Regions from separate parts of the Homo sapiens genome. Here all the other regions are linked to region 1. Evidence: chromatin contacts called from ENCODE Hi-C or POLR2A ChIA-PET data. All regions are on one chromosome and are shown on one strand. Each heading gives the region's core, a stretch centred on a gene start or an enhancer-like site at or near the end of the contact. The rest is flanking DNA. Distances are from core to core; before and after follow the strand shown. Region 1 holds the start of PLXNB2 (plexin B2). Region 2 has its middle 18 kb from the start of CRELD2. Region 3 holds the start of PIM3 (Pim-3 proto-oncogene, serine/threonine kinase).

Region 1 (2,645 bases), core at 1-2,500:
CCTCACCTCTGGACAGGAAAGGGAGGGCTCCTCCCACCAGCTGTTCAGCTGTTCCGTGCCAGGGTCATCTGGGCATGGGGCAGGCTGAGAGCCCCCACTTCCCGGCAGCCTCGCTCTCCCACCCGCAAAGGGCTCCTGAGGAAGCTCAACTTTAAAGCCTCACAGGCTGCGCCGAACCTCCAAGCAAGGGCCGAAGTCAGACATTAAGTGGGGAGGGCGGGGGGGTCCAGGGAAGGTGGGGCACAGGGAGCCCTCCAGGCCGCCGGGATCTGCCGGGTTTGGGGCCCACCCTCACCCTCACCCTCACCCTCACCCTCACCCTCACCCTCACCCTCACCCCCTGTCCTGACTCTGCCACAGCCCACAGTGGGCAGACGGACCCCTTTCTTCCTTTCCCAGGGAGCTTCGGGAAGAGAAATCAAGGGCCTGGCAGGAAGCCCCAGGGCGTCCGGGCTCTGAGACCCCCAGATGACAGGGGGAGGCGGGCTCCCCAGATCTGCCGAATAGCCCGACCAGGGGCGCTGGCAGGGCAGGGGCTTCCTGCAGGAGCAGGGTGCGGAGGGGCAGGGTCAGCAGGGGACAGGCAGGGCTCGCGCCCCCGCTTCTGAGACTTTCTGTGTCTCGGGGTGTCCACCCAGACGCCACTCTGGGAACCGCGAGGAGGCCCAGGCAGTGGGGTCTCGCCAGGTGCGGGTGCTCTCCGCCCTGGTCCCCCCGCGCCAAGCAGGCCCCAGGGGGTGCGGGGACGGCCCCCGGGAGCTCGGGCAAATCCAGGCTCCTGTGCCGCTGAGCCTGGGGCCGGCCCGGAGCGCCCGCACCGCGAGACCATCTCCGCTCGGCGCACGGAGCTCGGCGGCTGAAGAGTGAGAGGCAGGCGCGGAGGAGGGATCCGACGCGGCTCCGGAGGGACGCGCAGCCCCCGCCGCCGGGCCCGTCCCCCGAGTCAACACCGGGAAGGGAGTGGGGCGGCAGCGGCCCGGGCCTCGCCGGATGGACCGACGGACGGGGCCCAGGCCCCGGGAGCCCTCCGCGGAGCCGCAGCCGCCGCAGGTCCCCGGGCCCCAGCGCGGCAGGCCCGGGCGGAGCGGCGCTGACGGCGAAGCCCCCCCCACGCCCAGCGAGACGTCCCCCGCAGCCCAGTCCCCCGAGCTCGGTACCTGCACGTCCGCCGCCAAGGCTCGATGGCGCCCGGGCCGCGCTCGGCGCTGCGCTCTGGCCCGCGCTGCTGCCATGGAGACGGGGCCTTTGTGTGGCCGAGGAGGGGCCGGAGCGCGCGGGAGCTGCCGGCCCCGCCCCCGACGAGGGAGAGGAGGGGAGGGCGGGGAGAACAGGAGAAGGGGGGAGAGGGAGAGGGAAAGCGGAGGGGGAGAAGGAGGGGGAGGGGGAGGGGGGAGAGGGGGAGGGGGGAGAGGGGGAGGGGGAAGAGGGGGAGGGGGAGAGGGGGAGGGGGAAGAGGGGGAGGGGGAGGGGAGGGGGAGCAGGAGCGGGGAGGAGAGGGCAGAAGAGAACCGGAGAGGAGGGGAGGGGACGGGAGGGGAGGGGCTGGGCCTGCGCTCCCCGCGCCCCCCACTTCTCCCCTGCCCAGCGGCCACAGCATTGTCTGGTAGGTTCAGGCACCCCAGTTCAGACCCAGGTTCAGCCAGGGCAGCACCCTGCCCACCATGCCGCCGTCCAGGAAGCACGAGCGCCCACAGAGGCCCCATGGCCTGAGCACCCCCACAGGAACCCCGCAGGTCTGAGGGGAGGCCATGGCTTGGTACCAGGGGAGGGCATTATGAGTGCACTCTCGCCTGGCCAGAGGAACGTGAGGGTCCCTGCCAGTCTTGAGATGTGTGGGCACCAGACTCTCACTCCCAGACTGGAAGCATACCAGTCGCTCCCCTGCGGCCTTCAGGGGTGGGGGCTGCTGGGCTTTGGCCCTTTCCCAGGGGTCTCAGGCCCTCAACCTCCCAGGGTAAACTGGGACCTGGAGATGGCCTCCCAGCACATCCCTGGCCTCCAGCAGCACCTTGGGATGCTGCACCCGGGACCCCACCTGGTCCTTCAGGGCCAGGAGGTGGGCGGGCCGAGACCTCTTTCTGGGGGTTCTGGTTTCTGGGACAGAGCTGGCCCCACTTCTGGCATCCCAGGTCCCAAGTCCTGGCCTCAGTGCTCCTAGTGTCCCCTGGGCTTGAGAAGAGGTGGTGAACCGTCTGCAGGGCCAGACCTTGGAGCACGCCTCCACTGCCCTCCCGGAACTGGATGTGCTGAGCAGGAGACAGAAGCATTCCCCAAGCTCTTGCCCCCACCCTGGGTCACCCCTCCCTGGGGCCCGCCTTCCACCCAGACCTGCCCCGTCCTTGCAGCTGGTCAGCTTCCTCCTGTCCCCAGCCAGGCATCCCCTCCTCCTCTGCTTCCCCCACCCGGGATCCGCCCCGCCACATCCTGACAAACTCCCCCAGCCTGACTTAGTTCTTTCAGTCTCTGCCTTCTCCCACCCTCAAGCAGCCAGGCCTTGTTCCTGTCCAAAATCTTCCCTTGGGCCTTGAACCACAATCCACATCACGGCAACCCTACCCTTCACTGCAGAGGACCCCAAAATTACCAGGTTCTGACAAGGTTGCCAACTTTTTATCAAAAAAGGAAAAGACAAGGTCCAGTCACAA
Region 2 (2,645 bases), core at 109-2,608, 370 kb before region 1:
GATGGGGGTCCGGGAGGAGCAGGGGCGGGGACGGAGGGGAGGGTGGGGGTCCGGGAGGAGCAGGAGTGGAGGCGGAGGGGAGGGTGGGGATGTGGGAGGAGCAGGGGTGGGGCAAAGGGGAGGGTGGGGGGTTCAGGATGAGCAGGGGTTGGGGCGGAGGGGAGGGTGTGGGGGGTCCAGGAGGAGCAGGGGTAGGGGCGGAGGGGAGCCTGGGGGTCTGGGAGAAGGAGGGGTGCGGGGTGTGGGGCCTGGGGTGAGCAGGGGTGGGGGCGGAGGGGAGGGTGGGGGTCCGGGAGGAGCAGGGACGGAGGGGAGGGTGGGGGTCCGGGAGGAGCAGGGACGGAGGGGAGGGTGGAGGTCCGGGAGGAGCAGGGGTGGAGGGTGTGGGGCCTGGGCTGAGCATGGGAGGGGACCTGCAGCCCGTGCCCAGCCCCATAGGGACCCGCCCGCGCTCCTCCCCCGCCGCCCCGGCCCCGCGCTCCTCGTCGCTGGGAACCCCCTGCGGGAGCAATGACGATGAGCAGGACGATGGCTGTGAGGGCCCGGCCCGAGCTCTGGGGCGTGGGCCGGAGCGCGGTTGGCCTTGACCTTCTTGGAAAGCCCTTGGCGGCAGGTGACTCCGCTTAGTCACGGCCCCGGGGGCGGGGGCTCCCCGAAGGAAAGGAGCCCCCGCGGGAGCAGGCGCAGAATGAGATGCACGAGCGCCACCGCCGCCGCCGCACACCCCCCGCCCCCCCGGGGTGGAAGCCAGAACCTGCGTCCCCAGCTCCCCCAGGCCCGCCCACAGGGCGCCTGGCTGGGCCTCCGAGCTTTCCTGTTTTCTCTGCAGCCTGGCTGGGCTTAGGGAGAGGTGGGGGGTGCGCCTCTTGATGCTGGGGACGCGTGTGGCACAGGGAGCCGGGTGCAGCCAAGGCTTGGAGGGGTGCCCCCCGCCCCACCCAGGTCACACTTCACCCTTCGTGGGGTCGGGATCTGGTCTTTTTACAAGCTAGGCGCCCTCCCCCCTTTTTTTTTTTTTTTTTTTCTCAAAAATGATCACAGGGAATGAGCCTCAGCCAGGACAGCGGGCTATGAGGCTGCCTGTTGCCCCCACCAGCCTGAATTCTGGCAGGGCCCTTCTCCTCCACCCACAGCCCTCCATCCACACCCCTCCAGTGGCTCCAAGGCCCATCTGACTTGGCCTCAGTTCACCTGTTTACTTCAGGGACACCTGGTTATACTGCCAGAGGCAGGTTGGGGGGCCTGCAGGGCCGGCCTCTCTCAAATCCACTTCTGGCTCTGCGGTCCCCACAGCACTTCCTTACCCCTTCCCCATGCTGGAATCTGAGAACCAGATATGGGGGTCCTGGTCTCAGCATCCCTTTCCATCCGGGGTGCCCTGCTGCTGCCAGCTCACGTGCCCACCATCCCATCCTCCTCAGGGTCAGTGTGGCTGCAGAACGGCCTCCGGGGAGAGCAGGGTGGGGGCTGTAGCCTGGTGCACCCCCAGCCTGCTGTCCCAGGTGAATGCAGACCCCTGGCTCAGCTGCTGACCAGATAACAGTGGCCCTTGTGCCGAAGCCTGGGTGGGGGCTGGGGTACCAGCCCCGGGTGTCTCCGGGCACAGAATGGCACCCACCCCCACCCCACCCGCAGGCAGCGGCCAGCAGGAGACATTGTCCGTCCCCCTCAACCCTGGCTATTAATAGCTCCTCTGGGCTAGGAGCGGCTATAAATAGTCCCAGCCCCTCACACAGGCCCATTCAGGCACCCGCTGCCTGGGTGTGCACAGCAGCCACACTTGCGCTCACTCAGAGCTGTGCACGCGGGAACCGTGCCACTTCTGCCCCTCCACGCCATCTGCACTGCACAGATCCAGGCTGTCCCTGCAGCCCTCACTGGGTCTCCTGTGGCAGGGGAGGGCCCTGAACCCTCTGGAGGCTTTTCCCTTGCCCCCTCCCGCCACGCCCAGGGTCCCCTTGGGGCTTCTAGCTACTCTAGGGTCTTGCTCTGGGGCTTCTGGAAGTCAGATGCATTCACCCAAAGCCAGCCTGGGGCGGGGGGAGGTCCACCTGGAGGGAGGCCCAGCCCCTGCAGAGACCTAAGCCTGGCCTCTGCCCCAAGCACTGCTGCCTCGGGCCATGAGGCTCACAGGGTCTCCTTAGCCCAAGGCTGGTCCAGCCTCCCACCTGCCCTGTGGGGCAGACGTCACTGAATTCCCACTCCTTGCCCTGGAGGCCTCATTGCCGTCAACTAGGCTATGGCCCCCACTGTGACTCCCACTCCCAGGGTGACAGAATGGGCACCTGGTCCAGGAAAGCCTGCTCTGTGGACCCCCTACCCGTCCACACTGTCCACGCCCCATGGCTAGTGGTGACAGGAGACAGGATGGGGGGCATGGGGGCTGCTGTTATTGTGTCCAGAGGAGAAAAGGAAAACAATCCTGTTTACGGAAAAGGAATGTCCGTCCACTGCCGCCAGCCAGTGGCCTTCCTGGGGGGACAGAGGCCCTTTGTTGGGAAAACAGGAAGCGAGGATTTCCAGGATCTGCCAGGCCGCCCGCCGGCCACCCGCCCCACTTCCGCCAATTCTCGGCAGCCTGCGCTGGCCACCAGCTGCCCGTCGGTCCATCCACGTTTCTGTCTATCCGTCTGACCGTGGGGCCC
Region 3 (2,645 bases), core at 90-2,589, 350 kb before region 1:
GAGCTGAACAGGGGAGTGGTGTGTGAGTGGTCAGCGCAGGGACAGCGATGGTGACTGTATAGAGATGAGAGGTCAGACTTAGGGGAGGCTGGAAGCTCCGAGGCAAGTGTGTGTGCGCGCTGACGGTCACACCAGACCGCCCGGGGATGTCTGCCACAATATTTAGACCCCTGAGGGCCACTGAGAACGCCTGGCAGTGCCAAGAGGACCAGCCCCTGGGCCCTCTGGCCCCCAACTCTCAACCCACTAGCCCTGGGGCTGGCGGGTGGCCACTCACGTCCTGGAACCCTGAGCTGCTCTCAGGCCGGTGACTTTGGACCAATGTTGGCAATCTGTGGGTTTGCACCAAACCACACAGGTGAGTCAGACTTCTGTACAGAGAGCAGGGAAGGGGCACGACAGGGTGAAGTCCAGACCAGGGCAATGTGTACCCCGGCTGTTCAGCCTTTGAGTGCGGCTGTCGCAGCAATCAAGGTGGGCTCCCTGGTGGAGGTGGACAGCAGCTGCTGGAGAGCCCGGAGGGCAGCCAGGACCGTGTCAGACGGCAGGAGTCGGGCGGGGCCACTCCAGGCACCGGCCAGCAGGGCAGAGGTACCAGGGAGGGCCCTCGGGCTGCGGGCGTGAGGTCAGAGCCCAGGGTGAGGAGGAAGCATCTCCAGCCAGGTGCGCTCTCGGCCCCCGCCGGGGCTGCGAGGCTGGGGGCGCTGCCGCTGCGAGGGCTTCCAGAGGAGCCGGCGCTACCTCCCCGCGCGCCCGGCCACGTGCGCGACGGGATGCGCAGACAGCCGGGGACGCAGACTGGCGGCGTGTGTCACCTCGAGGCCGCGGGACAAGCGCAGGTCGCCTCCCGCACTCCCACACCCCCAGGAACCCTGCTCGGGGCCGGCGGGTGACCTTCCTAGGCACTGCTGGGGGCGGAGCCAGGAAACGGCTCGCCCCGCCATTGGCTGGGGCGCCGGATTTCTTTAAAAACTCCGGCTTCCATTGGCTCGTGCAGTCCCTCCTCGTTCTGCCCGAGGCGCCACGGCCGCCACCCGCGCGGGCACTGCGCCTGCGCGGAGTGAGAGCGTGAGCGCGGAGAGCGGACCGACGCGACACGCCGTGCGCCTCCGCGGCTGCGCTACGAAAACGAGTCCCGGAGCGGCCCCGCGCCCGCCGCACCCGGCCCTCGCCCGCCCGAAGACAGGCGCCAAGCTGCCCCGCCGTCTCCCCAGCTAGCGCCCGGCCGCCGCCGCCTCGCGGGCCCCGGGCGGAAGGGGGCGGGGTCCCGATTCGCCCCGCCCCCGCGGAGGGATACGCGGCGCCGCGGCCCAAAACCCCCGGGCGAGGCGGCCGGGGCGGGTGAGGCGCTCCGCCTGCTGCGCGTCTACGCGGTCCCCGCGGGCCTTCCGGGCCCACTGCGCCGCGCGGACCGCCTCGGGCTCGGACGGCCGGTGTCCCCGGCGCGCCGCTCGCCCGGATCGGCCGCGGCTTCGGCGCCTGGGGCTCGGGGCTCCGGGGAGGCCGTCGCCCGCGATGCTGCTCTCCAAGTTCGGCTCCCTGGCGCACCTCTGCGGGCCCGGCGGCGTGGACCACCTCCCGGTGAAGATCCTGCAGCCAGGTACGCGCGGGGCCGGCGGGGCCGGGGCCGGGGCCAGGGCGGGGACCGGGGGCGCCCCGGGCCGCACCAACCCCGCCCGCGCCTCCCTGCAGCCAAGGCGGACAAGGAGAGCTTCGAGAAGGCGTACCAGGTGGGCGCCGTGCTGGGTAGCGGCGGCTTCGGCACGGTCTACGCGGGTAGCCGCATCGCCGACGGGCTCCCGGTGAGTCGGACCGCCGGGCGGGCCCGGGTTTCTCGCGCGCCTTGCGCCTCGCTTGGCCCGGCCTGACCCCCGCGTCTCCGCAGGTGGCTGTGAAGCACGTGGTGAAGGAGCGGGTGACCGAGTGGGGCAGCCTGGTAAGTTGGGGCACGGGCGGCGGCGGCGGCGGGGGGCGGGCGCGGGGCTTTTGCTGACCGCCGTGTCCCCCAGGGCGGCGCGACCGTGCCCCTGGAGGTGGTGCTGCTGCGCAAGGTGGGCGCGGCGGGCGGCGCGCGCGGCGTCATCCGCCTGCTGGACTGGTTCGAGCGGCCCGACGGCTTCCTGCTGGTGCTGGAGCGGCCCGAGCCGGCGCAGGACCTCTTCGACTTTATCACGGAGCGCGGCGCCCTGGACGAGCCGCTGGCGCGCCGCTTCTTCGCGCAGGTGCTGGCCGCCGTGCGCCACTGCCACAGCTGCGGGGTCGTGCACCGCGACATTAAGGACGAAAATCTGCTTGTGGACCTGCGCTCCGGAGAGCTCAAGCTCATCGACTTCGGTTCGGGTGCGCTGCTCAAGGACACGGTCTACACCGACTTCGACGGTGAGCGCGGGCGCGGGGCAGGGAACGTTCCGGGGGCCTTGCCGGCGGGTTAACGCCTGCAGGGGCGGCACATGGAGGGGCTGATGACTGTTGGGCGGCCGCGCGCCCTGGGTCTGCTCTCGTGGGGAGCAGAGGCCCACGCGCTACCCTGGGGAGGGCTGAGCGAGGGATCAAGAGCGGGATCGTGCTGGGTGGGGGCTAGGGGCGCGCTCAATATTGCTTCCTCCATCGCGTTGGGGGGTACGGGGCCTCTTGCCCCGGTGTGG

Evidence for each region. A loop is a pair of places that touch in the nucleus more often than their neighbours do. ChIA-PET counts read pairs that join two places held with the same protein, here RNA polymerase II (POLR2A). Pooled maps may share reads with other maps.
Region 2: a loop to region 1 is called in a map of ascending aorta, with 2.1 times the contacts of the local background. The contact joins the enhancer-like site here to the promoter of PLXNB2 in region 1. A Hi-C loop is called at or near these places in 1 of 168 maps with a recorded cell type or tissue (ascending aorta) and 3 of 50 pooled maps. POLR2A ChIA-PET finds 5 or more read pairs at or near these places in 1 of 52 experiments (activated B cell).
Region 3: a loop to region 1 is called in a map of tibial artery, with 4 times the contacts of the local background. The contact joins the promoter of PIM3 here to the promoter of PLXNB2 in region 1. A Hi-C loop is called at or near these places in 2 of 168 maps with a recorded cell type or tissue (CD14-positive monocyte and tibial artery), 2 of 37 single-sample maps with no recorded cell type and 9 of 50 pooled maps. POLR2A ChIA-PET finds 5 or more read pairs at or near these places in 3 of 52 experiments (GM10248, GM12878 and MCF 10A).

Annotation. Positions count from the first base shown.
Region 1 is chr22:50,306,396-50,309,040 of GRCh38, forward strand. PLXNB2 (plexin B2) reads right to left here and starts at 1,251. Exons shown (of 37, transcript NM_012401.4): 1 at 1,158-1,251. DENND6B (DENN domain containing 6B) reads right to left here. Exons shown (of 20, transcript NM_001001794.4): 20 at 2,635-2,645. RefSeq lists an enhancer at 1-104 and silencers at 412-562, 1,083-1,152, 1,163-1,362, 1,523-1,572, 2,273-2,322.
Region 2 is chr22:49,935,638-49,938,282 of GRCh38, forward strand. No RefSeq gene overlaps it. Among named protein-coding and RNA genes, the nearest start is that of CRELD2, 18 kb to the left of the region's middle. RefSeq lists silencers at 244-538, 315-854 and an enhancer at 266-1,105. Within about 2 kb of position 1,359, at least 36 of the 41 ENCODE cell types and tissues checked have a DNase peak (open chromatin) inside an H3K27ac peak, as active enhancers do; they include ascending aorta, where a contact is called at or near this core.
Region 3 is chr22:49,959,433-49,962,077 of GRCh38, forward strand. PIM3 (Pim-3 proto-oncogene, serine/threonine kinase) reads left to right here and starts at 1,340. Exons shown (of 6, transcript NM_001001852.4): 1 at 1,340-1,600; 2 at 1,693-1,802; 3 at 1,886-1,936; 4 at 2,010-2,379. The coding sequence starts at 1,516. RefSeq lists silencers at 313-372, 513-792, 833-1,472, 1,523-1,672, 1,813-1,862 and 1 more.